Regions from separate parts of the Mus musculus genome. Here region 2 is linked to region 1. The links are chromatin loops, found by intact Hi-C in ENCODE. Cell type or tissue: heart. All regions are shown on one strand. Each heading gives the region's core, and the rest is flanking DNA. Links, peaks and the distances in the headings are about the cores only. Region 1 overlaps Rgs12 (regulator of G-protein signaling 12). Region 2 has its middle 25 kb from the start of Lrpap1.

Region 1 (16,531 bases), core at 5,331-13,330:
TCCAGATCATTTATCTCCTGAGGCCGTAGAGGGATGGAGCATTCATAACATGGGCTCGGCATGACCTTCAGACTGTGTTGCCAGGACCTGATTGGGCTGGCCTGTGTTCCTGAAGGAGGGAGATCAGGAGAAGCCAGAATAACCAGAGGTGTACCTCACACTCCTGAGGGCATGTGAAGGAAGGCACTGGGCTAACTGTGAGAGGCACAGTCACCTGTGGTGAGAAACTGAACACCTGTCACCGCAAACAATGCAACTGGCTCTACAGTACTGTCACAGGGGTGTCACTTTCACTGTAAACATGTGAAAAGACAAACTCCATCAGGGACTGACATCAGCCAATGGCCCCTGTAGGATGGTGGCCACAGCCTTCTTATACAGGTATAGCCATGCATGCATGCATCTCTGAAGTACACAGCACAGTGTTCTGATTACATGCTCACTACAGCATGGTAACTATAACCAAGACAGCATAGCCTCACCTTACAGGGTATCTGTGTGGGGCTCTACTCTCAACCGCCCAAGTGTGGGCTCACACCAATGGACATGAGCATCCCTGGGTTCGTAGCACTTTACTGATCTTTACTGATCTGATGTCTCCCTGTCCCCACCACCTCTAGCCCCGGCAGTCACTGCTCTACTCTGCTTCAGGACCTTGCCCTTTTAGATTCTGCCATGCCAGGGAGACTATGGAGGATCCATCTTCCTTTCTGTCTGACATACATCAATCAGCATAAGATGTTCTGCTCTATGTGGAAGGCAGAACACACAGCCATCATATACACCATTTTCTTTATGCATCTTTCACTGGACCAGCAGGTACGTGGCTTATTTCTGTGTCTTGACTGTGTGAATAATGCTGCAATGGGCATAGCAGGGGTGCTGTGTCTCAGACTTAAGTTTCCAAGGAAACACTCACTGTTTATACACTGGCTGCACTGAGTGCCATCCCACCAACAGGGAGCCAGGATGCTGGTTCTCCCACTTTTACCCCAATCTTTGCCCTTTAACACTGTGAGGGCAGGTGTGAGGGAGCACCATACTGTGTATGCACCCCTCCCTGATGAAGGGCACATGTGAATGGTCTGCATGTGCTATTCAGAAAACCAGCCCTACTGCCATGCAGCAAGAAAGATGGATGGATTGATTGATTGACTGATTGATTGATTTTGAGGCAGGGTCTCACTATGCAACCCAGGCAGACCTGGAACACACTACATAGACCAGACCAGTCTCAAGCTCATAGAGATTTGCTTGCTTCTGCCTCTAGAGTATTGGGATTAAAGGCTTGGCTAATACAGCCAGCTTGTAAGCAAAAATGTTTTGTTTTGAGTTTTTTCTTGTTGTTACTGAGCTGTTTGAGTTTCTCATATATTTCTGTTATTAACCCTTCCTGGGTCCATGGTTAGCAAGAATTCTTGCACTGTGAAACAGTCTTCCTTCTGCTGGCAGTGCCATTAATGCCATAACTGTAAGGAGCTCCTGGCTTGCGTTCCTTTAGTAGTGAACTGAGACTGAAGTGGACGTTGAAACAAACCCCTTCTCCCCTAAGTTGCTTTTGGTTGGGATGTTTTATCGCAGCAGCAGAGATCAAATTGGAACAGTGTGTTATGTGTATGTGAACATCTCCGTGTGTGTGTATGTCTGTGTGTGGACATGTGTACATCTGGATTCACAGGTCCTGAAGGGATATATACTTACCTCCCGCACAGGACTGCTGGTGGCCACCAAGAAGGAGCCGACCCTTCCCTGCTGGCTGCATGCTCTAACCCAGTGTGGAGCTGTGCCCCAAAGCACACAACAGTCTCACCTGGTCAGCTCCCTTATCTGGGCTCAGGTACACTGGCACCTCCCCTGGTTGCCCTCCCCTTGTACCCTCTGGCCATGTCTGGACACCTAGCCATGTCTTGCCTGCTCTGGAGCTCTTTGGTTGTTGAGTCAAAAGAGTGGTTCCACAGACCTCCAAGGAGCCCCAGCAGAGGGCTGGGCCACACTGCTGACCTGGCACCTAAACATAGTATTTGTAGCTACAACCTGCAGTCTACCAGTTTTCTTTATGGGCTCATATTCATAGTACATACTCACATAAACACAATACAGTAAATTCTTTTAATACAGGGACAGCTGAAGTACATATTAGGTGCACACCTAGGAGTTGACAAGAAAGAACTTTTGTGATCCAAGAACCAAAGCAGAAGTCAAGGCAGTGGGGAATGTTCTCAGTATTTCTGCTTAGAGCTATTCAACAACAGGACCTCAGGGAGAAAAAGATTTGGTCTGTGGAGGGCACTTGGAACAGTGGAGAGAGGGGCAAGGAGGGAGGGAAGGAAAGATTGAGATTGTTAGGAGCTTTTCTGTTTTCAATACAACCAAAAGATATGGGAATCAGGGAAGCTAAGTAGAACATCTCTCAGAGCCTCACATCTGCATTCCTTCCACTGCTGTGAAGCCTCAGAAGACTCTGAGACACACCCAGTCCACACATGTACTGTGTGACAAGGTGCCACACGGCAAGCACCACACAAACACATTCAGTGTCACATCTGACTGGGATGGCTTCCTGTAGAGATGCTGAATGGGAACATCACCCAGTCCTCTGTCCTGGTGCCTCCATCCCTCCCCCAGCAGTCCCTGCTGTGTCTAGGCACCACCCTGGGCTCTGGGAATTGTGAGGCACAAGCAGGATGGGCAGTGTGTAGGGAAACACATGCCAAGAATATTCACACTCACACACAGCCATGGCTGACTACCTGTGCGGAGGTGCCGGGCTCTCCTTAGGAAACTGAACACAGAAATCCAACCCACATAGCCCTTCAGGGGGCTCCCTGTCCATCAAAGCTCACTCCCTGTGAGCCGCCAAAGGCCCACAGACTCCAAGTATGGGATCAGCACTCAAAGTAAGGTAAAAGCAAGGGAGGTGAGAACATGTGGTCTTGGCTATGAGTCTGAAGGTCAAGTTCACAGCTGCTTATGTGAAGGATCAGATTGTCTGGGCTCGAGTCAGAGGACAGAGGCTAACTTTTCCTGAGCTGAGGGAGCAGATACAGGGATGGGAAATGAATTAAGTCTGATGGGGCTCCAAGATACCCAGGGTTCTGTGGCCCAGGGAGGCTGCAGAGGCTGGCAGTGACTCGGTTTTAAGGTCTGAAACAAAACTTGTGTTGACAAAGACAAGAGTTGGGGACATCGCCTCACACAGTGGAGGGCTGGACATGCAGGACCCAGGGAGGATGTGCCTTTGCACAAGCATATTCTTGGCACTCAAGTGTTAGTGGGCCACACCAGGCCACAGCCTCGACCCATGTTAGCAGCGCTCTTTCAACTCTACTTAAGACAACTTCACACTTTTGATTTCACTTTCTACTGCTAGGAAAATGTCAATGGATATTTAACCATGTGTGCCCACATAAATGGCTTGGACTGCTTAAATTTCTAATGGAAATAAGTTGTTCGTGTGAACATGCTGATCATGTAGGTGACATGGTCATGTTTTAAGCACCAGCTGCTTCTTGTTTCCTAGATTTTTCAATCCCACAAACAACTGGCCAGCTTCACCCTGATGTGCAGAACACTGTGGGTCTACCAAGCTCAGCCCTGGTCAGGACATCATTTCAGAGCCCTACAATAGGTAGCCCATGGGAAATGAGCAAAGGAATTTAATTTGGCTAAAAGAGAAACTCAAGGGGTATGTGTGTGTGTGTGTGGGGGGGTGTGGATAGAAGATTCCACAATATTCTTCCAGCTCGGCCCATAAAGGCTGAGCAAGCGCCAGGCAGAGGCAACCTCACACACATCCACAGAAGCTGGACAACCTGTCTTCCTCACGTCCCCTGGCAGCCACCAGCCTGGTCGCAATCATCATACACACACTGCCAGCTCTGCAGCTGCCAGCCATGGCCCTCACAAATCAAACCCCTAGTCTCTTCTCATATAGGACACGCAGCATGAGAACAAGGCAGAAGGTTCCGGACACCAGAGGGAGGCAGCGGGCATTCAGGACACTGTGATCTGAGCCACCCCGCATGCCACACACACAGCCCAAGTCCCCGTGACTACTCACGTCTTCCTTGCTATTCATTTACTTCCCCTCATATCCCAACCATAGCCAACAGAGCTCCCAGGAGGAGCCTGAACAGGTTCCACACTGAAGTCCTACACACCACCCCAAAGAGACAGTGGGCCTTCCACACAAACCCTGAAAGAAAAGTCACTTACTTTCTTAATAGGACCAGTTTTTATTTTCTAATATTAGGCATACTCCAATACAACCTGACAGCCTCTCTCCCACACGGTTTACCCTGCTGGTCCTGACATCTGAGGCCTAAGGAAGAAAGAAGGATGCTACCCCACCTGTGGTTGTGCTGACTGTCGCCTCACTCCACAAGGGGCCTTAAATGCTTCCAGGCACTAATGTCACTCCCAACAGACCACCCAGGAGAAGGGAGGGGCTGGAAGGGTGTCAGCAGATTGGAGATGCTACAGGTTTTACTCTCTCAAGTAGTTTACACCAGTGCCCCAAACCAACACATCGGGTGCTCATGCAGTCCAGCACATTATGGCAAAGGGGCATGTGTGCTCCCAGTCTGCATAATCCCAGGAAGCCATGGTCAGGACTTCTGGCCACTGAGAACCTCTTGTTTCTCTGGATCTAACTGCCATGTGCCCTGAAAGACACTGGACAGGACCTAGGGAAGCTATAGCACTCCCTGCCTCGGAGCAAAGAAAGCACAGACACCTGTACTTTAAGAAAGGCAGCAGTAAGCATGCGCACTAGACACAGAGCCACAGTATTCTTATGACCCCACCCCCACCCCATTTTAAAGATAAGCAAATTGAGGCTCAGAGGAAAGAGATTCCCTCGGGACCAGGGTTTGAGAACACTCGCTCCACCTTACATCCAACACCAATGGGCGAGGGAGCACCTGTCTCGGCCTCTGGCCAGCAAAATGAATCAGCTGGCCATCCGCCTGGTGGGAAAGAAAAAGATAAGAAGCAGGGAACCGCACCACTTCAAACACAACCATGTCACCTGGACATATCAGCCCAGTGGGAGCTGCTCCACCTGGAAAGCCATCCCTGTCCTTAGGGCTGCTTCTGGCCCTGCTGCAAAGGGAAGGGCATGGCCGATCTCCTATGCGCTGATACTCTACACCCACACCTGGCAGGGATAATCTAGCAGTGTCTCCTCCAGGAAGTGGGACTTAGGTATTAGGAAGAAAGATTAAGCAATTCCCAGAAAGGAAAAATTTGAAATAAGTACCCAGGGATTAATGACAATCTTCCATATAAGCTTACATTTATTTTTATCTTCCATCAACAGAAATGTCACAAAAGAAAAATGTTATTTTTGTCTTCTCTCACACTTTAAAAAACAAAACCCTATTACACACTTAACTTCATACGCTCCTATAATAAGCAAACATTAAAATCTGATTGTTGTCTATATGTTCCTGCAGAGCCAATTTGTTATATTTTGAAAAGTGAGCTACAAGCTAGCAATTTAAAAAGAAGAGAAGTGTTAATGTTTATCCACTTGAAACTTAGCATTTCAACAAAACTGATCCACTAGCATCTTTAAGAGCTGTTAGAATTACTATGGGTACTAAAAGAAAATGTTTGGTGCTTTCAGACAGGCACACAGGGTACAAGCAGTACCGGCTTACAAGGGGTTCGGGGGACCCAGTGTCCCAAGAAGCCACACAGACAGCCCTGCACTGGGGCTGAGTCCCACACTCACCCATGGAGCTCACTCTGCCCAGCCCTGCACTGGGGCTGTGGTCCTCGGTGCACACTCACCCTGTGGCTCTCACGACCCAAGGAAAGCAGCCCCAAAGTGCATACTTCAAAGCACCTGGAAAGTCCACAGCGCCTATTCCCAAACAGGTGAAGATAAAGTAGTAACCTGGATGCCAGGCTGGCTTGTAGCATCCCATTTACACACCACGAAGCGGCTGGATGGCTTACCTGCTGGTCAATAAAAACGTCCGAGTCATCTGACAGCCCCTTTTCCAAATTCATCTTAAGACAAGAAAACGTCCATAATGCGCCAGGCACCTGGATCTAAAACCCCATCCGACACAGCGGCATGCCTGTGCATGTCAGAAAAGTTCAGACATTTCAGTTCCATGTGCTCCCTTCGTCACCCATAGCAACAGGACACCGAGGAAGCTGTGGTCTGCCAGAGACTCAGACTCTATCTTGATCGTCTCATACAGAAGAGTCATTTATATATAAATCACCCTGTGAGATCATTTTTAAAGCATTTCCTCTACAGAATCTGAAGAGCAACACTGGCTGACGGGGTAATTTCTCAGCACAACAGCTGCAAAGAATTTGTGTTTTAGTGGCGTGGTATGGTTTGCAACCTTAATTACAGTTGCCGCTGATTCTATTATAAGCCTGCTCCTTATGCACGCGCTTCCTCCGTGGCAGCCAGCAGGATCTAGTATGTTCCTAAAAACCCCTCCACCTCCACGCAGCATCTGTGAAACATGATTGGTTGCATTTGCTTCCCAAGTATGAACAACCCAAGAGCGTATGAACCTGATGGATCCTGGCTTGTGAAAGGAAGAAGGCGGAGAGAAAGTAGTGCTATAACCTGGGTCCCACTGCAAGATTACCTGCCACTTTCCTGAGACTCAGTGAACCGCTCACCCAGGTGCCTCCAGGCTTTGTGGTTTGGCCAAGCTGGTCCCACAGTCCTCCATCACCCTTGAGTGACCGAGTGACAACCTCAGAAATTACAAATGAAGTGCCTTTGACCCTTAGGCTGTGAGAAGCCTTGGGTCTGCGTCACGCCACCAGATGGAAATCCCTAGGGCCAGACTCACCTTTGCTTTTCCTTGAGAGAGACGTGTGTGACCACAAGGCAACACTAAGGACTGAATCCACAACACCTTGCCTTCCCTCCCAAGTAGAAGCTGGTGACAGCTGGTGACAGCTGGCCAGGATGAGAACTGGCAAAAGCTCAAGCTCCTCAGACCAATGGCTTCTGGGGGACTTGCAGCCATGATCATAGGAACAAAGCCAGCAAAAGCAGCAAGGGGTAGGGATCGTGTGCACCACCCTCACCCCAACCCCAGCAAAGGTGAGGATGCTAATACCTTACAGGGGTGAAGCCGACAAGGGCAGTGGCTTCCATAGCTAGAGATGATGCAGATGGCCTAACCTTTACAGAGCTGCTCCTTGCTGAAAGGGAGCACCACCTCTGCTCTGTTGGGAGCCTGGAGACTCTGAGCCTGGTGATCTGTCCTTTGAGACTGTCTTAGTCAGGGTTTCTATTCCTGCACAAACATCAGGACCAAGAAGCAAGTTAGGGAGGGAAGGGTTTATTCAGCTTACACTTCCACACTGCTGTTCATCAAGGAAGTCAGGACTGGAACTCAAGCAGGGCAGGGAGCAGGAGCTGATGCAGAGGCCATGGAGGGATGTTCTTTACTGGCTTGGCTCCTCTGGCTTGCTCAGCCTGCTCTCTTATAGAACCAAGACTACCAGCCCAGAGATGGCACCACCCACAAGGGGACCTCCCCCCTTGATCACTAATTGAGAAAATGCCTTACAGCTGGATCTCGTGGAAGCATTTCCCCAACTGAATCTCCTTTCTCTGTGATAACTCCAGCCTGTGTCAAGCTGACACAAAACTAGCCACTACAGAGGCCAATGACAGCTGGCCACAGGGCACTGGGAACTGTCTCTATGCCAGAGAGTCTAAGTGGCCTACGGCAGTCAGAGTGACAATTGTCTGAGGGCCTAGCACTAATCTATAGTTTGGGGAAAGGTGCAGAGGGCAGGACATCCTAGTCCACAAGCCCTCCAGACCCTAAAACCATCTATGAGTGATCAACATGCACATGAGCCAGGCATGGTTAATGTGCACAGAAGAACCTGCTGGGACCTTGGGAGGCCACCCAGCCATATAACACTTAAGAACCTTATGCAGAAAGCTAGATGCTTACTCTTATCATCTCAAACAAAGGCCTGCATCCAGGTGTGTTCAGTCAGGAATGAGAAGGGAAGAAAACAATGGGGTCTTTTTGTATGGATGCTGTGGTTCAGACACAAGCAGCCTGGGGCCTTGAGGGCGCATCCTCTCCTCTCATACCTGCTGTCTGGCCTGGCCTCTTAGCTGATGAGGTCATTAGTCAGGCTGAGAAGAGTCTCTTCTGAGGACAGACCTTGAAGAAAGCAAGGCCAACACCCAGGACTCTGCTGTCCTGTTTCCTAACCCACACGTGCTCTGAGAAAGGGCTGATTAGCTGCCTGCCAGATCAGGGCCAAAGGGTGACAGATAACAGTGGTTGGTGGTGGCCAGAGTCTCATGTGCCTTCCTTCCTTCTTCTGCCCACCCCCAGTGCTGTGGGATTGTTTTCAAGCCTGGGCCCAACAGGCCCAGCATAGCTCTCACAGATAGAAGCCTCTGGCCAGTTCAGGAACAAGAAGCCAGTAAGACATCAGTGGAGGGCCTCACCAAGACAGTGAGATGTGAGCAGAAAACATTGGACACCAGCTCAGAGTGAGTGAGTCTCTCTCCACTCTCCAGCCCAGGCCAGCCACTTCCCACACCAGCTACCTGGAGCCCAGAGAAGAGTGGAAGCCATCATCTGGCAGATCAGCAAGTGCATGTGGGATGGGCTCCCGCCATGGTGTCAGATGGATACTCAACCTAGAGTACTCAGAACACTGTCACTTGGTCAGACAAGAAGTGCCTACTAATTGCCCACAGTGCCCAGGAACTGCCTCACCAACATCCCTGCCCCAGAGCCAGCACTTGGAGAAAAGGATGCTGGAGTCCACAGGATGTGGTCAAGGGTCTAGACAGAACCACAGGGAGAAGAGGAAGGTGACAGCATTGTAAGTGAGCAAAGGACCAAGACCAAGCAGATGTTAAGAACCCATGGGAGGCGAGCCCCAAAATTCTAGTGAGAGCAGAGGGCTTCCCCAGCCTCCCACTCTTCATCCAAGCATCACCCACTGGACAGCTGGAGAGACCAGCCAGGCTGAGTCCTCTCCACCTACCAGCACCATCAGAGCGTAGCCTTACAACCCTCAGTGCTCCCACCATTGCCCACTTTGCCAGAGCAGGCCTAGCTCTGCCCTCCACCACCTTTAATTTAAAGTATAGTGTCTTTTAAAAAAATAATACATAAGTATAAATTTGGCATTACTTGAAGTTAGACAAAAAAAATTTGTCTATCTGTCTACCACCACAGCTTGCACCTGCCCTCAGGTTCTGTTGGCTGCTGTATTCCCAGAGCTAAACAGAGTGTAGAAAAGGAAGGGAACCCAGTGAGCAGTAACTGAATGAGGAAATACTCCAGGCAAAGAGAACCCCAATTGTGTCTCCGAGTAAATAAAGAGTCATACAAATGAAGAGAAGCTAGGACTATGAAAGACCAAACGAAGCAGTATTCTAAAACTTTCTCTGAGAATCAGGAGAGGATGGATTAAAATATAAAGAAAAAGAGTTTATTTTGAGCTGTCTGCAGAGCAATCTTAGAGAAAATGACAGCTCTGCAACCACCAAGTCTCAGGTAGGGGAGGCTACAGTGGAAGCAACCAAACCCACGAAATGTCAAGAAGGCACCTGCCCACGAGTCCTGTCCTGGCTCTCACTTGGAGTTTTTGCATGCTTTGCTAGGGATTGTGACTATGGTGAGCAAGAAGAGTGGCTGGGTCTGCAGATACTATCTAAGCACCCACTACCTGGAGGGCCTCCTCCCACTACATCTGGAGCATAGGACTACTTTGGATGGAGGCAAAACTGTGACTTGAGCGCCCCCTGCTGCCTGGGAGCCTGCCATTGTCAGTACCTGAAAAACAGTACCCATGTCAGAGTAATTAATTCTGTGGCAACTCCAGCTCAGGTAAAAGAGATCAAACCAGCTCTTCCAGCAGTGTTCTGCAGGGCACCAATACAAAGGACAGGTCCCTTGAGTCTGGAAGGTCAAGGAGTAGGGGCTAAAACATGGGCTTTACCCAGGGACAGAGATCAGGTATACAGGACAGGCAGTGCCGGCCCACAGATAGGAAAATGTGGGAGCCAAAGGAAGATCAATGTGCAAGCAACAAGAGATGGTTTAGGGCCAGCCAGGCTACTCAGTGAAACCCTGTCTCAGAAAGCAAAACAAGGGCCAGCAAGATGACTCAATGAATAAAGATACATACCACCAAGCTTGCCGAGTTTGATACCTGGAACTCACACAGGAGGAGGAGAGAACAGAATCCCACAAGTTGTCCTCTGACCGCCACACTCACGCTGTGGCACAAGCATGCACACAAGCACACACGCACATGTACACACATGCACAAATGTGGGTCCTTCCTTCCTGCACTGCCCTCCAGGCTGGTTCCCAGGCCCCAAGCCAGCTGCCACTTGTTGGCAACAGCCATCCTGTGGAGTTAAGCTGCACCCCTACAAGGAGGATTGTCCCAGCTGGGCTTATGACAGTTTATATACTCTCATGGAGGGTCGGGGAGGGTCACAAGCCCCCTCACCTGAGTATCCAGTCTCTCCCTAACACGTGGTATATGTAACTGCTGAGCTGTACATGGCCTGAGGAGGAGCTAGAGTATGTAGGCTAAGGATGTTGAGATGAGGGGAGGGAGCTTCATCTATGAACTATGGGGAAGACCTTATCTTTGCTGAGTAGTTTTTTCAGGCATGGCCTGTTGAGGGAACTGTAACTAACCCCTTATCTATGCTCTGTAAGGAGGTCTGTCTTAGGGTTCCCATTGCTATGATGAAACACCATGGCCAAAGCAACTTGAGGAGAAAAGGGTTTATTTGGCTTACACTTCCATATCACTGTTCATCATCAAAGGAAATCAGGAAAGGAATTCGAGCAGGGCAGGATCTGATGCAGAGGCCATGGAGGGATGCTACTTACTGGCTTGCTCCTCATAGCTTGCTTGGTCTGCTTTCCTATAGAACCCAGGACCACCAGCCTAGGGGTGGCACCACGCACAGTGGCTGAGCCTCCCCCCATCAACCACTAATGAAGAAAATACCCTCCAGGCTTGCCTGCAGTCCACTCTTCTGGAGACATTTCTCACTTGAGGCTCCCTTCTCTCTCATGACTTTAGCTGTGTCAAGCTGACATAAAATGAGCCAGCACAGAGCCCAATAAGCTCACTGGTTCTCCAGAGTGGGTGTGGAGGGAATCTGGCCTTGGACTATAACTAGAACCTCAGGAGAAGGGGTTAAATCATGTTTACATCTCCCTCTGGGAAGGAATTTTAACACCAACATCATATAAACAGTGTGGGGTGACAGGTGGTTGGAAGGACAGGTGACCAGCACCTGCAGTGTCTTGAGAGGCACAAGTGACCAACATGCAATCAGGACTTGCCTGCTAGGACAATGTCCTTAGAGTCATCCTCACACCCTTATGGTCTTGGACACAATACTGGCATCTTGCTAAGGAAGAAATGCTGCCATTCCTGCACAGCAGCAATTTTGCCACCTCCATATGGAGTAAAGACACCTGGGTCTCCTGAGTATGTACTAAAGGGCCTAGTACCAAAAGCTCAGTATGGGATCATTGGGTGGACTCAGAACAAGGCAGATAAACAGCCAGGAGACCTCAAGGTATGGTGACTACTGTAGGCCCGAATGTCAGTGTGATCAGAGTCAGGCCTTGGAGGATGACAAGGCTTCCCCCATACTTGCACGGTGATCCCACAACAGCTACAAGACTAAATGCAGTGTGAGCAAAATCTCTTATTTCCCCAGTGCACAAAGAACTATGATTTTCAATGCAAGGTGGTTCCTGTCCACCTCTTCAGTGCCAGAGAACATCACAGTTCAACTCATGGAAGATCAGTCAAGGAGAATTGGAGATACCCAGACACACAAAGCTTTAAGGGACATAGGCTTCCCATGGGAGGTCTATACATCCCTTCTGGCTGCTCCCTGGTTATGCCTCCCTCTCCCAACTTCAGGCTCTGCTGAGGCTTCAGTTCTGATTTCTTCCTGGGGCTGGTCCTGCAACCTCTCATCACCTGGGCCGGAACAAAGCATCAGTCTTCAGGACCAGACCTGCTCCAACCATGAGGGTCCTGTGTACAGGCGGCAGTGGTGGTTTTCTCTCCTGGCTGTCAGCATGCCAGGCTAAACACCACCAGCGGGGCAGCTGCTTCAACCTAGGTTTCCCCACGTCTTCCCTTCCTGTGTGGCGCAGTGGCTCTGTCTGTTTTGCTTCCTAGTAGCTGCAGGATTTTTGAAAAGCAGCAAATCCATACATGAACAAAGGCTCCTTAATAAATTATTAGAGATGGCTGGCCCCACCAGGAAGAGCTTTTCATAAACACTTATATCCCCATCTCTTCACCCCACAAACAGCAAAAGCCAAAGGCATGGATCCTGCTGCAATCAGGATGTAGCCAGTTAGGGGGCCTGATGTCTACTCAGGTAGCTTCTCCTCTGCAGGAATCATACCACCCTCCGTCTCAGCATCCCACTGCTCAAACTGCCACCCAGCCTTGGGAGCTAACCTGCAAGCCAGGCATGGCAAGACTTGGCTGAGCATCAACAAACAAACAAATAGGCTATGAAGATGGTTCAGTCTCCATAGTAAAGTGTTTGCCTTGCAAAGCACAAGGACTCAAGTATTTTTTTTAAAGCCAGTGATGTTGATCTGTTAAGGTGCTATATTGGGAGGCAGAGAAAGCAGACCCCTGAGCCTGAAGCTGGTGGTCAGTGAACAATGGATGAGTAACAGCACAGCACCTGAGGACGGCCTCCAGTCTCTACAAACAAGAGCACACATCAGCACCTAGACAAACACAAAACAAACACAAAGCCTGAAGCTGGTCTTAAATTGCAATTACCTTTGAGTGTGTGTGTGTGTGTGTGTGTCTGTGTATGCCTGTTCACGCATGCGTGCTGAGATGGAACCCAGAGTTTTGCACATGCTAGGCAATTGCTAGTCCAGGACTCTATCACTGAGCCATAATCACAACCCTGAATTACTTTATGATTAATTTCTCTTCTAACATCTGGCTCTCTTTGATGACAAGCACTGGACACTTTCCATCTTAGCACAGCGCAGCATGGTAAGAATGCTTGATGCCACAAGTACTAGGACTTAAGAACAGGCTAAGGAGACAGAGACTGAGACAGAGAGTGGCATCCATGGCTTCCAAATTCCTTTACAGAGCATAGGCATACTCACACTGCATACGCTCAGGCTTAACACAGAGCAGCCTCCCCCCTGCCCCTTACAGCTCCTAGGAGGTCTGCAGGCCCACTCCTGTGTGCCCTCTACCAGGCTGAAGCCCCCAGCTCACCCCATTTACTCTGCCAGATGATCTCACTCTTCTCACAACGCTGCATCTGAAAGACAGGCACACTGGGCATATACAGAAGAGACTCCAATGCAGCCCTAAGGGCAGTCTGCAGGCGCTGCCTCAGACCTCCTCTAAGGCCCTGCTTTCCTTCCCACCAACCCTCCTTACTCCCTTCTTCCCTAGAATTGAGACTAGTCTGTCCAGACCACTCCCACCGCCTCTCTGGCCTTCACCTCACCCATCTTCTCAGGCATACCTGCAAAGTCTGACCTAGCTATGTCTTTGCCTCCTCAGATCCACACAGAACAACCACCAGCTCGGGGACAAACACAAAACTATGGCACCAACTTAAAGATGGAAAACTGATTTGGGTTCACAATTTCATAAGTTTTAGTTCGTGGACAACAGATGCAGAGGGGTATGGAAAAGCGAAGTTCTGCACTTCACGGGGGCCAGCAAGAAGAAAGACTGAGAAAGAGCCAGGAGAGGGAGAATGAAAATGGAGAGCAAGAAAGAGAGGGGGAAGGGTGGGACAGACAGGGAAATCAAACAGCTCCTAAGGATTCATCCCACATGTGACTGGCTCCTCCAGCTAAGCCACACCTACTCTAAGTCCCACCCACTGTGGCTAAGCCCCACTTCCTCCAGCTAAGCCACACCCGGTAAAAATCCTAGCACCTCTTAAACTAGCACCAAGCACCAAGACATAGGGATAAAAATCTTCAACCCATGAGCTGGAGGGTGCATTTCAATCTCAATCCATACCTAAAAATGGTTAAAATGGCAAGCTGCATCATGTGCATTTTCCCACAATAAAAAATTTAAGTACAGATCTTTTCTCCTCTTGGCCCTTTGAATTTCCACAAAAATTTTATAAAAATAATCTTAAATTCGGTAAACACCTGCTGGGATTTTTATTAAAGCTGCACTGAAGCACAATAGCAGAGTAACTCAGACGGTTTTTACGTTAGGGGAAACAAATCAAGCACAGCGAGGCCAAGGCCAATGAACTCAGTCTGTGAAGCCCGAAGCCTGCTTGCACAAAGGTGGAGGGTAGGATGGGGCTCCAGAGGCACCATCAATTCAGGGCAAAGCTGGAGCGTAGCTAAAGGACATAGCATTACACTTAGAAAAAGAGTTAAGAGGGGTGTGTGTGTGTGTGTGTGTGTGTGTGTGTGTGTATACCACAACACACACGTGGAGGTCAGAGGACAACTTGTAAGAACTGGGCCTCTTTCCACCATATGGGTTAGGGATCAAACTCAGGTTTCCCGGCTTGACAGCAAGCATCTTTAAGACCTTCTGAACTATCTCACTGATCCATTATCCAGGATGGTTTTTTAAATTAACAAGAAATTTAATGTTAAATGTTCTTACCATACACACACACAAAAAAATCACTATATTTGGTTACATGGAATATCAATTAATACCTCAAGACATGATATTGTACATGATAAAAATATATAACTGTATGTCAACTTAAACTTGCAAAAGAATGCATTGCATTGAATCCCCGATCCTTTCCTAGCTGTGTTCACAACTGACTTTTGTATCCATGTACCCAGCAGCCTTGCTAATCTCCTCACTACTCTGAGTAACTGGCCATCACTTGGAATTTTCTGTTAAAACTTTTTTATTTATTTTTTGCAAGCACTTCATATGTCTGTTGTTTTTAATCTCTGTGTGTCTCAACAATAATACCAGTAAAAACTTAAATGGAAAGTAGAAGCAGACACTGTCTTGGCTGGTCTTAGGATAGCTTAGTATATAATGTGTGCCATGCCACACCATGCCACACCATGACACAGGCCATTCGGAGAACTTGGTGGGACCTTGGATGCTCCTTTTCATTCTTACATTGTTAGCTTTTGTTCATCATATATGGACAATGAACTATACCAAATGCGTTTTCTGCCTGTTTAGCTAATATGTAACTATTTCCTACTTTACTCTGTTAATGTGGTAAGTCACACACTCTAGGGGGAGGGAGGATTAAAATTTTAAATATCAAATAATGTACCCCTAAAATAAAAACTGCTGCACTCTGATTGCTAATATCTTGCTTGGGATTCTCACAGGTAGTATTAGCCAATCTTCTAAACTTTCTCCTCAGAGCATTTGGTTCCAAGGTTATAGTGGCCTCCTATAAACCAGCTAAGAATAAAGTACCCCCTTTATCTACTGTTAGATAACTGCTGCTTTACTCTCGATTACTGCCCTGCTCCTGCTCCTATTCTTTGGCTCGTGTCCAACCTGAGATGACATTCCACTCTCCTTGTCGCACACTGTTGGGGCTGGGGAGACAGCCCAATCTATACAGGCCTGTCCACTAGAGTGAGGACCTGATTTCAGATTACCAGCCCCTACATAACGGCTGGGCACGGTGCTACACATCTTCAACCCCAGTGCTCGGAGGGCAGAGACAAGACTTCTGGAGCTCACTAGCCAGCTAGCCTAGCAGAATCAATGAGTTTCAGTGAGAAAACTAGCCTCAAATATAAAGTGAAGGCAGACCAAGAAGGACACCAGATGCCAACTTCTGACCTCCATATGCAAGCACATGTGCATACAACTCACATGAACATGTACATACACTCCCCCGCCACACACACATGCATGCACACACAAAAAAGAAAAACTATAAGAAAGTTAAATTAGTAATCCCTCACTGGTGTTTTGAGTCACGTGAGAACTACTCTGGGGAGGAGGATCACTTGGGGCAGTTCCAGAGGACTGCAGCCCATCACGGTGGGGACCAAGTGTTTGAGATTCACAGTGGCAGTAATGTGTGTCAGTGGCTGTTCACATGGTAGTAAGCCAAGAATGAGAGCACAAAGGTGGAACCAAGGCCAGGTGGAACCTTCAAAGAGCCGCAACTAGGCCCTAACTTCTGTGGATGGGGCCTCTAACAGCTTCCCAAAGTAGTTTTAGCAGCTAAGGACCAAGCATTCAAAACCTGAGCCTCTGCGGGGCATTCCAGGTTCAAACCTAACAGGTTTTAGCCACGCCCTGCATGTTTAGGCAGGTGGTTACTTCCAGTGCTGTTCCGTTCAAAGCACTTCCTAATATACATGGGGATGTCTTCTTTGAACCGGATGAGTTAGCAAGGAATGGCTCACTGAGCTGACAGATGCCGCTGTTTCTAGCCTGCCTGCAATGAGGCTGTGCACCCTTTGTCACTCACTCTGCTGAGACTTGCTTTACAGCATGAGCTCAGCTTTGCAACCGTCATGAGGGTATA
Region 2 (16,531 bases), core at 2,922-10,921, 150 kb before region 1:
CGGGCATCAAAATGTATCCATAGATGCGTGATAATATCATAATGAAGGCCATTGTTGTGAATAATCAATATATACTAATAAAGACATTGTAAGTAAGCATCACAGAGGAAAAGGGACAGATTTTAATCTGGAGCTTTCAGTCTGGAAGAAATGGGGCTATTCTTAGCTAAAAGACACTAAAAAGGTACACCAGTGGCTAGTGTGTAACTCTTGACCACATGGGGGCATGAATTTCAGGCACTCGTAATCTGGAAGGCTATCATATGAGCTCAAAGAATTCCCTGTTAGCCTGCTTGGGTATGGAAATGGGTCTGGGTTCTGTGGGGCACGATCTTGCTTTTAACAGAGGAGAACTGAAGGCTTATGTTACCAAGTGCTACGGTGCCTGAAATGTACGGTGGCGTGCTCTGCAAGACTCCAGGGAGGGCAAGGCTGCTTCCTATCACTAGCGGAACCTGGGGCGAGGAGAAGATTGGTGCTGCTATGTTTCTCCACCGTGTTCCACCAGCATGACAATTTTCATAATTAAGAAAAATCCCGATTTTCCATAGAACAAATTTCCAGGAGGCTCAGCCATCTGGCACATAGGCATACGCCCAAAAGCAAGCAAGAGGACTGCTGAGCAGCCAGTCATGCCGCCACAGCGCCTGCCCGGCAGGCTGCGAGCCCGTGATGGGTACTTATTGATGGAACCTAGCATCCGCTCCTCTTCCATCTGCTCTGACTTCCATGAAGAGATCTGTGTGGCTTAGGAGAGGCTGACTCCACCCCACCTGGAACATTCCGTGCCTCTGACCAGAGACTCAAGGACACTGTGTATTCTGAGCCAGCCCAGTCACTTCAGTCTGAGCATGAATGAAGTCCCAGTCACCCCGGCAGGTCCTGGCAAACAGCCAGGGAACACAAGGGCCTGATAAAGCTGAACCCCACACAAAAAAGTGGAGCCCAAGGGCACCTTGGGAGCTCTGAGCATGTGTCACCTAAAACCAGCATCAAGTCGCTTATTAATCTGTGGCAGAAGTTGACAGAGTCACAAAATGATGACATGAGGCCCTCTGAGTCTGTAGGATGTGCCTGCCAACCCTCACTGGCAGGCACAGAGCAGGAGACTGTGTTACATGTGACACACACACACACACACACACACACACACACACACACACACAGCTACTCTAAAATAACTTGCTACTCTGAAATCACTTCCTAAGATTCAGGAGCATGGACCCTGCAAATGAAGAGTTGAAAGGGCAGCTGCAGGCAGGCACACCACCGCCACCACCACTGCCACCGCCAGCATCCACCAGCAAGCACTGACGGCACGCGAGCAGATGGACTCCTGGCGAGGGAGGAAGCCCAGATGCCTGGCCACATGCAGAACTGGGGAAATGCAAATTAAAGCCACAACAAGACGCCTCTTTACGCCCACTGGCTGGCAGAACCCCCAAACTAGGATAATATCAAGTGCTGGCAAAGACATCCAACCCCAAGAATGCTTCCACGTTGCTGCGGTGGGGAGGGGTGTATGGAATACTCTACGACAACAACAATGCACGTGTAAGGGCATGTGCATCCATGTGCACATGGGTATGGATCTGTACATGTGTTTATACACACTATGTGTTGCATGTATGTGTACATCTGTAAACATGCTGATTAAGTGTGATTATGCTGTGTATATGGATGTGTCTGCACTTGTGTGTATTAACACATAGGTAGGTAAGTATCAGGAGTATGTGTATACAAGGAGACATAGGCACGTGTATGTGCATTTTTGTTAGTGTCATGAGCATGTGTAAAGAAATAGATAGAGGCATGTGTATGTGCAAGTGTAGTCATAAGTATGCATATATGTGTATATATGCACATGTCTCTGTACAGATGTGGCAAAGCTCCAGCAATGTACACACACAGAGAGATGCGAGCATAGACATACACACACACACACACACACACACACACACACACACACATTCGAGTGCACTAATAGATAATTTTTAAAGTTATCGTAAGGTGGCTTCAATGGGTAAAGGTGCTTGCAGGGCTAGCCTATCTGAATTCCACCCCCAGAACCCGTGCAAAAGTGGAAGGCAAGCCAGGTAGGATGGCACAGGCCTTTAATCCCAGCGCTCAGAAGGCAGAGGTGGGATGACCACTGTACTGTGCGTTCCCAGGCCAGTCTGGTATACACAGTGAGAGACCCTGTCTCAAAACAAACAAACAACTAAACAAACAAAGCAGATGGTAAGGCAACCCAACTCCACAAATTTGTCCTTTAACCTCCACACATGTGTCATGCCATGCCCCCACCACACACATCACACACAGGTGCTCCCAAACATATATACACATGCATGTGCACACATACACAGTACACACACTAATAAAAATAAGTAAAATAGAGCTGTTTGTTTTTAAGAAGAGTGGGTGTGGTCCCCTGCAGCTGTCAGGGACATGCACACTGGTAGGTAGACTCCTCCCAGGTGGTATGTTTGAGACAGTTTTCTTAGCTGTGACTAAAGCTTCAAAGCAAGTGAATTTGGAAACCATGACACCTGCATTAAATCACTCGTTACTGACCCTAGACAAGCCTAACTCCTAAAACAACAGTCACCAAAGTCAAAGGTAAGAAAAGGGGTCACACATTCACGATTCAAATTCCTGATTCAAGTGCACCAGGAATAACACCTGAGAGGTCAGATGTTCCAGGGAGTGGCAGTTGGTAATATGACCACACCTGGAGCGTGTGTACACCAGGGACTCTCACCTGCACTGGGAAGACAATATACTTCACTCGAGTCATTTCTGGGCCCTTTTGACATGGTTCAGCCTGCCAGCATTCATGCACCACAAAGGTTCTCAGCTCAGAGCCCACGGTCCCCTCATGTCACCCCTAGTCTGGTCAGGAAGTGCTAAGGCACAAGCACTACTCCTTGCCACTCCCTGGAAAGGAACGCAAAGGGTTTAATGGGCACAATACAGGGACACGAGAGTCATAGCAAAAAAAAATTCAAGTGGAAAGTAAGCAGAAGCAGGCACTGAAGCTCAGTAGTCCTTGAGAATGTGCAAGTCAGCCACAGACGGTCCAAACTGTTAAAGCCTGGGGCACTGCTTTAACAGCTCTGTCTCTGTGCTCAGAGGCAGAGCACAGGCTGAGCATGTGTGACAATGTGCACTTGACCCCGGCAAAGGAAAGAACTTTATAAAGGAGTTGTAAGCATCGTAGTAGTTTACGATAACCACAACGCCCAGGTTCACGCTAAGCAATCAACGCCATGGAAGTGAAACCTTTTCATTTTTCAAGATTAATTTTAGTGTTCTTTTGGTTATGTATGTGTGTGCGTGTGTGTTTGCACACATAAGTGCGGGTGCCTACAGAGGCTGGAGGCAACAGATCCCCCTGAAGCTAGAGGTACAGAGTGACATCTAACATGAGTGTTGGAAACTAAACTCCAGTCCTCTTTACCAACTGAGCGACCTCTCAAGCCTGAGAAGTGCAACCTTTCAGATTTTGTTCCAAATGTAGGTGGAGTCACACCTATTCACCGAAAACAACTAAGAGTGGAAGAAGCATCTTGCAGGTTCTCTACAGTTGCAAAATTCTGGTGTCACCAGCTGGGGGCTGGTAGCATTCCTACCCGCCACACATATGTTGGCATGGCCCATCTTAGGTTGCATTACAGGGGCTTCAGACCATAGAACTGGGTCTGGTGCCTTCCGCCCACCCCATGTGGAACACGGTCCTGCTCCTTTCACACCCACTGCAAGCTTTTCCCAGATGTCCAACTGGCCTTCATAATTAAGCAAAGTTCTCCACAACTGTAATGATCTTCTTGGCAAGCCCAGACACTGCACATCTCCAGCTGAGTTGGAATCTGTGGATAAAATCATCTAAGGCTATACTGCTGATGTGTGGTGCTCAGGTGAATGAGGGGAGGGGTAGGTGGAAAGTAGAGAGGCAAATGGTATACAGAGAGGTAGATGGATGGATGGATGGATGGATGGATGGATGGATGGATGGATAGACAGGTGTATTGGTTTTGCAGGAGGGGGATGGATTGATTGATCAATTGATTGTTCAAAAAATGGCTGGATAACGAGGTTGATGAGTGGGAGGAGAAATGAATGGATAGGTAGATGGGTGGGAGGTGCACTGGTAGGAAGGTAGTTTGGTAGATTGGTGGATAGATGAGTGATGAATGAGTGGGTGGCAGGTGATTGGGTAGAGAAGTAGATAGATGGATGGACAGCTTGGTGGCTGGGTGATGGGCAAAAATAATAATAAAAGTTTATAGTTTAGGAAACTAGCCTCCTCAAAGGACTCTCTCAGGAGCCCTGGGTACCACAAAGTTTGCTTTCTGACTTTTCTCCCTCTAGACTCAGTTTCTCCATTTGCTGCCCCAGGGCGCCTGCTCATTCAGTCCAGTGAACTGGGCCAGTTTCCGTTCTCCAGCCTGAGCTTAGGTGTCTGGAGTCACACTCTGAGACACTTGGCTCCTACCACTTGATGCCAAGGTCACCAGCCTCTGGCCAGCACTGTCCTCTTGGGACAGGCTCAGACTGAGAAAGCCTGGGTCCTACTGCTGGTTGCCATGGGAACCCTTCATCTCCTGTTTTTGTCCCTGACTGATTAAGGAAGGAGACTTGTAAAATGCCAGCACGTCACTGGGCCTTGTCTCAAGCCAGCTCTGATTTCTCCCTAACATTTCCCAAGAGCCAGCTAACCTTTTGCCACAAATAGACTGATGTAGGTTCCTGAAGTCAGCCTAGCAGGGACTGGGTCCTGCCTCAGGGGACTTGTGGACCCAGGGGACAGAGAAAAAGGGAGCTACATAAGAATAATAGCCAGGCCAGAGAACAGGCTGTCCTGTGGGGCCAGGCCACTGCTCTGCTAGACTATTGATGGCCATTCCATCCTGGACATATAAAAGGCCACGTGACCACCAATCAAGGGCCAGAACACAGCTCTGCAATACGTCTGTGTCTGTGAACCTAACTTTCTCACAGTTCTCTAGAAAGCTTTGATTTTCTAATTGGAAGTAGAGAATTGGCCATCCACCATCTTGTCAAGGGAGGAGATGGCATTAGCTGGGGTATTTGGGGAGGTCATACAGCAGGAGATGGCATGTTAGGTAATTCTTGAGAACGTGGGGAGCCACTCAAGAGATGAGCCAGCAGGATGGGCATCGTAGGAAGAGGGAGCAGTGTTTGCAAAGTCAAGGATGGCATGAGAGGTGCCTGCCTAGGGTCTAATGGTCGGGCTCACATGGCAGCCCAGGGTGTGCTAACAGTAGCTGCCTAGCAGTGAGCGAGAGACAGCCTGAGGCTCCTTGCCAGCTTCTTCATCTGCCCTAAGGGTCCTCATAGGCCACAGGTGTCCGCACTCATCTGTTTTTCCTGACGGAAGGTTTGGAGTCAGGAAGCTGGAGCCTATCCAGCCCCATGTTGAGATCTGATGCCTGTTCCATCCCAACACACAGCAAATAAGGTCTCCTCCACAAGGGCTCACATCTACCACTCCCAGGCCAGTGAGGGAAGGGCTGGTGTGGGGAGGGGCCTCCCCTCAGAACCATGTCCTCTAACCCAGCTTCTCTCACCATCTATTCTCATGAGCACACCTTAGTAAGGGGACAGAAGGATGTCCCTCTCGGATGTGAGGCAAGTTGAATGTGAATTGTCCTGTGCGCTAGAGTCACTTGGGAAGAGGGAGCCTCAACTGAGAAGATGCCCGGATCAGATTGCCCTGTGGTCAGGACTTTGGTACATTTTCTATTTTTCCTGAACTCATTCACCTTTCTCAGGAGTTACAATGAATGTTGTCTGTCCTCGATTTTAGGTTATTGCTAATGACATTTCTTTTTTTTTTCCAATTTTTTTTAGGTATGTTCTTCATTTACATTTCAAATGCTATCCCGAAAGTCCTCCATACCCTCCCCTCCCACCCCCCTACCCACTCACTCCCATTTCTTGGCCCTGGCGTTCCCCTGTACTGAGGCATATAAAGTTTGCACGACCAATGGGCTTCTCTTTCCACTGATGGTCGACTAGGCCATCTTCTGATACATATGCAGCTAGAGACACGAGCTCCAGGGTACTGGTTAGTTCATATTGTTGTTCCACCTATAGGGTTGCAGATCCCTTTAGCTCCTTGGGTACTTTTTCTAGCTTCTCCATTGGGGGCCCTGTGTTCCATCCAATAGCTGACTGTAAGCCTCCACTCTGTGTTTGCTAGGCCCCGGCATAGCCTCACAAGAGACAGCTATATCAGGGTCCTTTCAGCAAAATCTTGCTGGCGTATGCGATAGTGTCTGCGTTTGGAGGCTGCTTATGGGATGGATCCCCGGGTGCGGCAGTCTCTAGATGGTTGGTACATTTTCTTGATTGGTGATTGATGTGAGGGCCCAGATCATAACGAGTGGTACTACCCTGGGACAGTGGTCCTTGGTGCTATAAAGAAGCAGGCTGGGCAAGCTACAAGTATCCAGTCAGTAAGCCACACCTCTCCATGGCTCCTGCTTCTGTTCCTGCCTCCAGGACCCTGCGATGACTTTGCTCAGTGATATATTGTGACCAGGCCAAACAGTGGCACCTGGTGCAGGCTCACTGCAGTGGGGACAACATGGAAGGCAACAGTGCCATCTGCATGGCCAGAATGAAGCCACCAGAAGGAAGTGCAGTCACAGCTGTCTCCCGGACTGAGGTCAAACAGAAATCTGAAGGTGTCCAAAGGTGACAGGGGCACAGGAGAATCTATGGTGACACTAGGGAGGCTGCCCAATGGGACATATGCTCCCAACCCCCTCAGTCTCACCCAGAGATTTCTCCAGAAAATGACCATGCTGTGGTTTTGTTTAAAGGATCAGAAAGCAGGGACATGATCCCAGCTAGCCCAATTGCTCACTTTGACACCTTCTCAGCTATCCCGGTCTAAATCAGGCATCTGTCATGGAAATGAGAGTGAGTCAGATCTGAGCCTCCCTCCTGGACCCTGCTTTCAGCATCCAGATAAGAGACTGTAACCCTGAAAGGCCTACCTCACTGTCTGCCAAGCAGATAGCCTTCAGATGGGCCTGCTGAGGAAAAAGAGAGCCGGTCTCAAACGGGACACCACAGGCCTCTGCCAGAAGAGGGCAGCACTGAGACAGAAGTCGGAACCCACCCGCCGCTGCCAGGATTGTGTCTAGCCAAGCTTGCCTAGGCCAGCAGAGGCTGAAGCCAGGCAGGGAAAAGAGGGAGGAAGTGATGGGGCTGAGGGAGGGCTCTAAGTAGTGAGTGAATGAACAAGGAAAAAAGAAGGAAGGGGTCGTTGCCCAGACCAGCCCTGCAACTCTCATGGCTGAATCCAACCACATTTCCTCTCACCAGGGGCAGGCTTCAGTCCTGGAGGGGGTCTCGGACCACCTTGTCAGGCCTTTGGTTTGTCCTGTAAGAAAGCAAGGCTTATTGTCCCCACAGAAACAGTGGTGCCAGCTCCTCTTGATATCCTTAGCCAGAGCCATCTCTATGCCTGCTCAGCATCCCCTACCACTGCTCTCTAAGAGGCCTTCCTCCCAGCATCTGGGGTCCTCAGCTCTCAGGTGCAGGCAGCCTATCCAGCAAGCTCTGACAGTGCCTGTCACCTCTGCCTTCTAGGGTGGGGAACGTCTTAGGTCCAAGGAAGGCTCAGCAAGGCTGCTGGGTATCTGGAGTCAAGTCACCAGCAGATGGAGCCTGAGCACCCCAGGGAAAGGCCACTTTGATGGCCCTGCCATGATTAGCTTTTGTGGCCCTTAGCCACATATGCTTTCTGCAGGTGGAGGTCCACAAGGTGAGTCCCTAGGGATAGACTATCTTCCCTCCAAAATGGGCCCTGTGTTGGTCAGCTTCCTATCTTTATAAAGAAGGTGGTACAGTGAGTAACACACTTGCCACACAACCATGAGGCCCTGAGTTTGAATACCCAGAATCTACATAAAACTGGGCCCAGTAGCACAAGTGTGTATACAAGGAATCCCAGAATTCCTGCAAGGAGTTGAGAGGCAAACAGGAGAGGTCCTGAGCTCAGAGACCCCGTCTCAAACAAGGTGGAAAGCATAGGCTGTCCTCTGACCTCCACATGCACTGACAGGAACAGCTTAAGGAAGGGACATTTGCTCTGCTCACGGTTTCAGAGGGTTCAACCCACAGTCACAGTTACGCGGCTCCGTGTTTCTGAGTCTGTGGCGTGGCAGTGTCATGGCCACAGGAGTGTGCAAAGGCTGGAGAAATTATATCCACCACAGTCTTCTGTCCTCCAGGCAAGTCCCACCTCCTCCCTCCCACCACCTCCCAATAACACATAGCATAAACCCATAAAGGAATTATTTCACTGATTAGATCAGATCCCTCACAGTCTAGTAGACCCTGGGGACAGAATGACTCAGAGGCTGCTCCAAGATAACCCGTCAAAACCAGGAAAGGGGTCTGGGTCCCAGTACCCTCTCCATGGGACACCCAGTGAACTAACTTCCTGCAGATCCCCCTCACAGCACTACTCTGGGGGCTACGACTTTGACACACGGCCTCTGGGAGAGAGTTAGAATCCAATTAGAGCACTGCTCAGCCTGGAGCCTGGGACCAACCTGGCGTGCAGATAGAGTAGCAAAGAGGCCAGAAAGCCCCCTCACTCAGTGACAGCTGCACCTTGGCTGAGTGTGATGCACACTGGTCATGCCGGGAGTGTGAGGCAGGAGGATCACGTGCTCCAGGCCTGAGGTCCTTGTTGAGGGCTTGTTTCAGAAAAGCCTGGGTGTAGCATGTGTGAAGTCTGGGTCCCAACCCCACCACCAAGGAGAGTGAAGAAGCCGAGTCTTCTCTTCCACCCTGGATGGAGGCTCGGCTTGTGATCGCTTCAGCTAAGGATAATGGCAGCTGCAGTACCAGAAGGCGTGGGAAGCACCAATGCCCAGGGCTGGCTCTCCTTTGCTCCTGCCAAGCCTGGGATGGCTCCCTCTGTGTGGAGGTACTAAGGCTGGTCCCTGTAGCCCTCCAGCCTAGTGGCCCTCTTCTTGCCAGCTGACGCAGGGCCCAGAGACAAGGAGTTATGGAGAGCAACTACCTCTAGCTGAGCCACCAGCTGACTATGACAATCAGTGAGTCAGACAAGCTGCCCCACTTGATCTACACCATCAAGAGCAGCCAACGTTCTAGGCTACGAAGCCTCTGGAGCATCTGACCAAGTTAAAGCCAACTAGCACAGACTCTGCTTCTCCCTCCCGAGCTGCCCACAGCGGGCTGGGCTGAGTGACAACGTGAACCACTAGGAGGGACAGACATGGCACCTCTGAGCCCCAGTTCTCCTCTTTGTCTCCCTCCCAAACGTTTCCCTCCACAGCTCCCTCCCATGACTGTAGGACAGAGAAGCCACTCTATGCCTTGCCTCGATCCTTCCCTTCTTTGTCTTGCCTCCACACCTCCCCTTCTTTCTCCCCTCCATACCTTCTCTCCTCATCTTCTATTTTTACCTCTCTTCCTCATCTTTCCTCTTTCTGGCTTCCCCTCCAGGACAAAATGGCCACCCCACCCTCTGCTGCCACACACATCCCCTCGCTGAGCGCTGAGAGAGCGCAGTTGCCAGGTTACTCGGCAGTAGAGTCCCACGCTATGACATAAACATGCTGCCACTTGACGTTCGCCATGTCTTCCCAACTGAGGACAGATGGTATAGTGATTTTTCATTTCCCCAGCTCTTTCGGTGGAAGCACTGAAGAGGAAGGCAGCGGGAACAGCAGGTGGGGAGGGAAGGGCGCCCCACTCAGCCATGTTGGCACGCTGCACATTCAGAAGAGGCGGGATGCAACCGCAGCCAAGAGAAACGCACGTGGGCTCGGGGTCTTTCCACAGGCAAAGCTGGGCTGCTGCCTGTCTTACTAGGGTAAGGATCACACACACACCATCACTCAGTTACCAACCCAGACTGCTTCGTCCTAGACCTTTATCGGGTGGAGTGAGAGGATTAGGGACACTTGACATGAGGGAGCTTCCCCACTACAGCACTACCACCCCATAGAAAACATGTCGTGCTTCTCTGCATGCCCCAAGCCTCCCTGAGTCCTCATGGCAGGGATTCTGTCCCTAGGCCTCCCAGGCTTAGGGTGTCAGCTATTCCCTCAGGTCCCGGTCAGGACAGAGAGGGCAAATCCCAGAAAGCAGGGAGAGGCTCCAGAGTACAGCACAAATCCACAGCAGGTTCAAGCTGGAGGAATAGCCCCCAGGGTCAGCACCAGAGCTGAAGGCCTCTAGAGCTTCAAAAGTCTAAGTATTGACCCATATGTAGCAGAGAGAGAATGGCGCTGTGAGCATCTTTCCACCCGCTTTAGTATACACCTAATACAAGTGGCTCTCCATGTCTTAGTTGGCTTTCCATTATCATGACTGGAAGCATGGCAGTGTGCAGGCTGACACAGTGCTGATGGAGCTAAGAGTGTATCTTGATCTACAGGCAGCAGAAGCCGACTGTGTGCCACACTGGGCAGAGCTTAAGCATAGGAGACCTCAAAGCAAGCCCCTACAGTGACATACTTTCTCCAACAAGGCCACAGCTCCTAATAATGCCACTCCCTATGGGCCAAGCATTAAAACACAAGTCCTTGGGGGCCATATCTATTCAAACCACCATATTCCCCGACACAGGTTCTGGATCTGTGGATTCAGTCAGCTAAGATTAAAATGTAAATTAAACATTAGTAATATTCTGCATATATTAATTAATGCTTGATATTAATACAGTGGCAATATTCCTTAACCAGCTTTTTCCCATATAACCACGCACAGACCTTTTAATATTTCAAATTTAATATTATATCAAATATTAATATATTTCAAAGCTGGACAGATTCTTAACTAGCTCATCTAAATTTACCTGACCACCTATCCCTTCCAGCTAATGGCTAGCTGTGATCACATGTCTCCTCCCATGTCTCCTGACAAAAAGACGTGCCTTCCTTTTTCTTTTCTTCTTTCTTCTTCTTTCTTCTTCTTCTTCTTCTTCTTCTTCTTCTTCTTCTTCTTCTTCTTCTTCTTCTTCTTCTCCTTCTCCTTCTTCCTTCTCCTTCTTCCTTCTTCCTTCTTCCTTCTTCCTTCTTCCTTCTTCTTTCTTCCTTCCTCCCTCTCCCTCTCCCTCTCCCTCTCCCTCTCCCTCTCCCTCTCCCTCTCCCTCTCCCTCTCCCTCTCCCTCTCCCTCTCCCTCTCCCTCTCCCTCTCCCTCTCCCTCTCCCTCTCCCTCTCCCTCTCCCTCTCCCTCTCCCTCTCCCTCTCCCTCTCCTCCTCCTCCTCCTCCTTCTTCTTCTTCCTCTTCCTCCTCCCAGAGTTCCTTTCTCCCTCCCAGGAAGTTCCACCTTCAACTTCCTGCCTAGCTAATTAGCCATTAGATTTTTATTAAAGCCATCAGAGAATGCCTCAGGTAGGTAAGGAAGGACAAAGACACAATTCCACGCAGTGTACCCCAACATAAAAACTTTATAGAAATAAGATGTACTCTCATGTCAAACATGATGTCCCCACTTGTCACTAAATAGTAGCATCACTGTTTACTCAGTGCCAGTGTCACATCAGGTCCCCCGTTGAGATGGCTTAGAGTCTATGGGAGCTGGATGCAAGTTTATGCAAACATGACGCTGTATTAGTCAGAGTTCTCTAGAGTCACAAAACTTTGGGAATGTCTCTATATATTAAGGGAAATTATTGGAGTGACTTACAGTCTGCAGGCCAACTAACACAACAATGGGCAGCTATGAATGGAAGTCCAAGAATCTAGTAGTTGCTTAGTCCCATGAGGTTGGGTGCTTCAATTAGCCTTCTGTATAAGCTGGAATTCTGAAGAAGTAGGTTCCAACAGATGTGTTGGTAAGTGCAAGCAGGCAAAGAAGACTTCTTCTTTCAATATCCCTGTGTAGGCCTCTAGCAGAAGGTGTAGCCCAGATTAAAGGTGTGTACCACCATGCCTGGACCTAAACTGTTCTTTACTTGAAGCTTGCTCTGTCTTAGGCTGGCCTTCAACTCAGAGATCTGCTTGCCTTTGTCTCCTGGTACTCAAGGAACATACCACCTTGCCTGGGTGTAAGTTTTTCATGGCCACTCTGCCTCAAGATCTGGATCAAAAGCTTGTATCATCCCACCTCAAGATCTGGACCAAATGCCTGTGTCTTCCAGCCTCATGATCTTGATCCATTTCTGGATTGTACTTCATTCCAGATATGGTCAAGTTGACAACTAGAAATAGGCATCACAGACACCATCTTTAGAGAGGGCTTAGGTCTATGGACTTTGGTCTCTGTGGAGGATCCTGGACTTGTGGATCGCAAGGTGGCTATTCAGATTTGCAGCCACACACGAAGCTGTTAAGTCAGTGCAACACAGGAGCAAGAACATCATATAAGAGAGGCATTCAAATGTTTCAAATGTCCCTTCCAGCTACAAGTGTGTACACACAATGTGTGTCTGCGTGTGTGTGTGTGTGTGTGTATGTGTGTGTATTTTATACAAGAGTAAGTGCCTGTGTGTGCTCATTTATGAGTGTGTGCTAGAGTACATGGCATGTGCATATATGTAGAATGCACTAGTATGTGTGTGGATATTTTGATCCAGATACATCAAAGAACACATGTTTGTTAGGTTCACAGTCAACACCTCTTTTCCTCCATTGATAGCTTCTATGGGGCCAGTTCTAGAGGGCTCTGGTCCACAAGGGATTAAAGTTAGACATTTGGGAGCTAGCACTTGTAAGAGCCATTATGTCTATGTTAGCTCATCACACAGGAGCACTTGACACCTGTCTGGCCTCTGCGGAGGACACTAAATGGACTCCTCTGGGCCCTCACTGGAGGGTTCCTGTGCTCTTCAAGATTCTGTCATGATTTCCTAATCTGATGGCCGTCATTGCTCAACTTCCCCCTGTCCTTTAGCTCTCCCTGCAGTTTCTAGGTTTTTTAGAGGTCATTCTTGATTTCTATGGTCCCCAGATGGAACCAAATGGGAGGCAAAGAGATCCCAGAAGAGCCCACAGAAGACCAATAACTCCCTCACAGAAAGGCACAAGAGTGGGGTGTGTCTCTTTGGCTCTGAAAGCACTAGAAGAAAAAGAAAAAAGACATTCTAGAGAGTTCCAGCCACAAGCTTGGGTCAGCAGAGTTGGGCACAACTCATCCTTGCTGAGTGACCCCAAACACCGGGACACAAAGTTCAGCCTAAAGAAGTCTTTACCACACAGGTTTCTGGCAGAAGTGAAAGCAGTTTCCAGAGAAAAATATTTGAGACTCTGATCTTAAAAATTCCCACAGACTTAATTAAGTCCAGGAATGAGCTTTCTATGAGAAGCCAGAGCAGAAATCTAAGCACAAGACTATAGAACCAGACCCACAGATGGGAGATGCACAGAATAAGAAAATTAGTCTGTTTGATGTGTTTAAAGAACTAGACAAGAATATTGAGTATACAGACTGTTCAAAACTCCTGAGCAGATTTAACGGGAGACCAGAAGCTGAAATTAGAAACTCAAATGGGCGAAGAAGGAGGTAAAAGCTAGCTGTAGAGAGAACTCAACAACTGGAGGGTAGAGCTGAGGAAATCACTCAGAAGGCAGAGGAGAAAGGCCTTAAGGGTGGAAAACTGAGACCTGCCAAGGACTGACCTGAGGAGACTCTCCCTCAGGAGTTCTGACTGGGGTGATCCTCCATGGGTAGGCCTCTGTAAGGAGACTCTCTGAGTAGTTTAAATGTGAAAGGTCTCCCATAGGCTCAGGTGTTTGAGAAAACTTCCCAGTGAGTGAAAAGATAAGCAGTAGAAAAACTTCCTTCAGAACCTTCCTGAAAACAACTGTGTGGAGTTTCTCTAGCCCGGAAGAGTACCCCGAAGCTATCCTTTGGAGAAATACCTTCCCAAGGAAAAAATCCCTGAAGAAATTGCCCTTCATGGTATGGCTGCCTCCAGTGTGACACCCTCTCTAAGGAGACCACCCTGAAGAGATATGCCTCAGGCAACCTAACTAGAAGTCCCAATGAGATAAGACCTCCCTCAGAATAAAATTCCTGAGGAGACTCTTTCTGTGAGGAGATCCCTCTCTATATGGACATCACAGGTGAGGTCTCTTCTGAGAATTCCCTGATAGGTCTACCCAAAGGAGACAGACCTGCCTTAGGAGACCCTGTTTGAGGAGACTGCCTGTGAGAGATCAAACCTACTCCATCTTGGACTCCATCGTAAAAGAAAAAGAGCCTGAGAACTTGACCTACAGCTGAACCCAAGCTGCACCCATGTACCAGAAAGGACCCATGGCTTGTCCTTGGCCCATTCCCAGAGTTACTCCCTAGCTACTTCCTATCAACAGCCAATCAAGATAAGTCTGATTATTTCAGCTGTACTTTCAGACCTTTTGTGATTGTTCATGGTTTTTGCTTCAGAGCACCCACCTGTTGACTTACAATAGTCATTCACTTAGCTGCTTGCCAGGCTGGACACCCCCTCACTTGCTCACCATTTCCTACAAAAACCTGTCCTGCTGAGGGTTCACCAAGCCGTCCTGCTGCACCAGGGTGGGCGGTGAATAACCCCAAGCTTGAGTTTAAAAAAAAAAAAACCCTAGTGTGATTACATCAGAGTCAGCCTCTGGTTGGTCTTTTGTGGTTCTCGAATGCTAAACAGGCCCAACACCTGAAATGGTTCTTCCTTAGGGTATCTCCCTGAGGATAGCCTTCAGAGAGCTGCCATCTCCATGAGGTCTCCCCTAAGGAGACCTGTCTGAGAGACTTTCTAAGGTGATCTCCCTGAGGAGAATGTCTGTGAACAGCTTCCTAGGACCCCTCCATGGGGAGACTTGCCTACACATGTCTTGGGAAGGAAGAGCTGCTTTTAGAAGGGCTGCAAGTCCTTCCTGTGGGTCCCTATCAGTAGATTCTCCAGGACAGGACATCCCCTGAAGAGATGGTTATGAGTTGGGTACAAAATGTCCTCTATGGGTTCATGTATTGAATGCTTGGTGCCCAACTTGTGCCACTATTTTGAATAGTTCTGGAAACTTCACAAGGTGAGATAATTGCATCTTCTTCTCCTTCTCCTCCTCTTCCTACTCCTCCTCCTTCTTCTTTCTCTGTCTCTCTCTCATCTCTGGGGTGTGTGTGTGTGTTGTCATTCTGTATGTATGTGTCCGTCTCTAGTCTCTTTAGATGTCTCTTTCTCTCTTTCTTTCCTACCCACCATGAGGTAAACGGATTTCTTTATACACTACATGATGTTCTGCTACAAATGAAATCTCTGGAACCATGAGGTAAAATAAATCTTCCCTTCTTTTAAGTGCTTCTGTCTGGTATTTGTATCACACTGATAAGAAAAGCTAGCACCGAAAACAGAATGAAGATCATTTCTGTGACTAAACCTGAACACGTGGCTTGTAAGCCTTTGGAGTTGATGTCTGAGAAGTATGTGGGAATGTTTGGAGATGCAGACTAGGGAAGCCCTACAAGGCAGCAAGCGGGTGATTCTATCGGGAGCTCAGAAGAAAAGATGCTGATAGAAACAGAGAGATGACCCAGAGGTTAGGAGCACTCACAGAGAACCCACATGGCAGCTCACAATTGTCTGAAACTCCAGTTCTGGAGGGTTGGATGTCCTTCCTCTTTTGGCTTCCACAGGAACAGGCACACACGTGGTGCACATACATATATGCAGGCAAAGTACTCGTATATACACAATAAAGTGGTAAGAAAAGAATTTATCTATATTTTCCTGTGTCTTGGGATCTTTTTTTGTTTGTTTGTTTTTGTTTATTTGTTTATTTGGTTTTTCGAGACAGGGTTTCTCTGTATAGCTCTGGCTGTCCTGGAAATCACTTTGTAGACCAGGCTGGCCTTGAACTCAGAAATCTGCCTGCCTCTGCCTCCCGAGTGCTGGGATTAAAGGCATGTGCCACCACGCCCAGCGTGTCTTGGGATCTTAAGTGAGACAGAATTTAAAAAATCATGAACTCTTGGGCAGAGTATATTTCAAGACAGCGTAACACAAAGCTCTTCTCTGTTTGTTTGTTTGTTTGTTTGCTTGCTTGCTTGCTTGTTGTTTTTCAGGCACCAATGTGTAAGAATTTTTGAACCATTGAAACCTAGATTTCAAAGGCCTGGGACACCTGGCAATGAGTAGCCAGGTCAGGATCCCTGCAGGCATCGTGGGGGGTGGGGGGGGGCAGCACTGCAGTAGAAACTCCAGGTCTTAGAGATGTCAGGAACGTGGAATGTCTGTTGAGAACCAGGACAACTAGTGGAGTCAACCCAGGAGCCGCTGCGTGGGTGAGCACGGCTGCCCATGCTTGTGATACCCCATATCACAACACGATTGATACACTGGCCTCAGAATGAATGGCAAGGGTGATGTTTATGCTGCTGGTTTTGGGTGTCATTTTGGCTCTTTTGGAACAGGGACATTTACTTTATCGTGTATTGAAAATATGCAACTTGTATACTTTTTAAAAATATAATCATAGGCATTCACAGTGTCCTGGAACTCAATCAGGAGCAGAGGCAGGATCCATGGA

Evidence for each region. A loop is a pair of places that touch in the nucleus more often than their neighbours do. Peaks named below come from ENCODE experiments on the same cell type or tissue, not always from the same donor. Only the 100,000 strongest peaks of a DNase experiment are listed, where the experiment ranks them.
Region 2: it touches region 1 in a loop (4-fold over the local background); 3 of 42 quality-filtered maps call a loop at or near these places.

Annotation. Positions count from the first base shown.
Region 1 is chr5:34,979,302-34,995,832 of GRCm38, reverse strand. The region is part of intron 3 of Rgs12 (regulator of G-protein signaling 12); the gene reads right to left. Among named protein-coding and RNA genes, the nearest start is that of Mir3097, 33 kb to the left of the region's middle. In heart, for the core only: no CTCF peak of the experiment used is centred there; DNase peaks (open chromatin) are centred at 6,952 and 9,772; H3K27ac peaks cover 971 bases.
Region 2 is chr5:35,122,549-35,139,079 of GRCm38, reverse strand. No RefSeq gene overlaps it. Among named protein-coding and RNA genes, the nearest start is that of Lrpap1, 25 kb to the right of the region's middle. In heart, for the core only: a CTCF peak has its summit at 7,125 (motif pointing right); a DNase peak (open chromatin) is centred at 7,119; H3K27ac peaks cover 558 bases.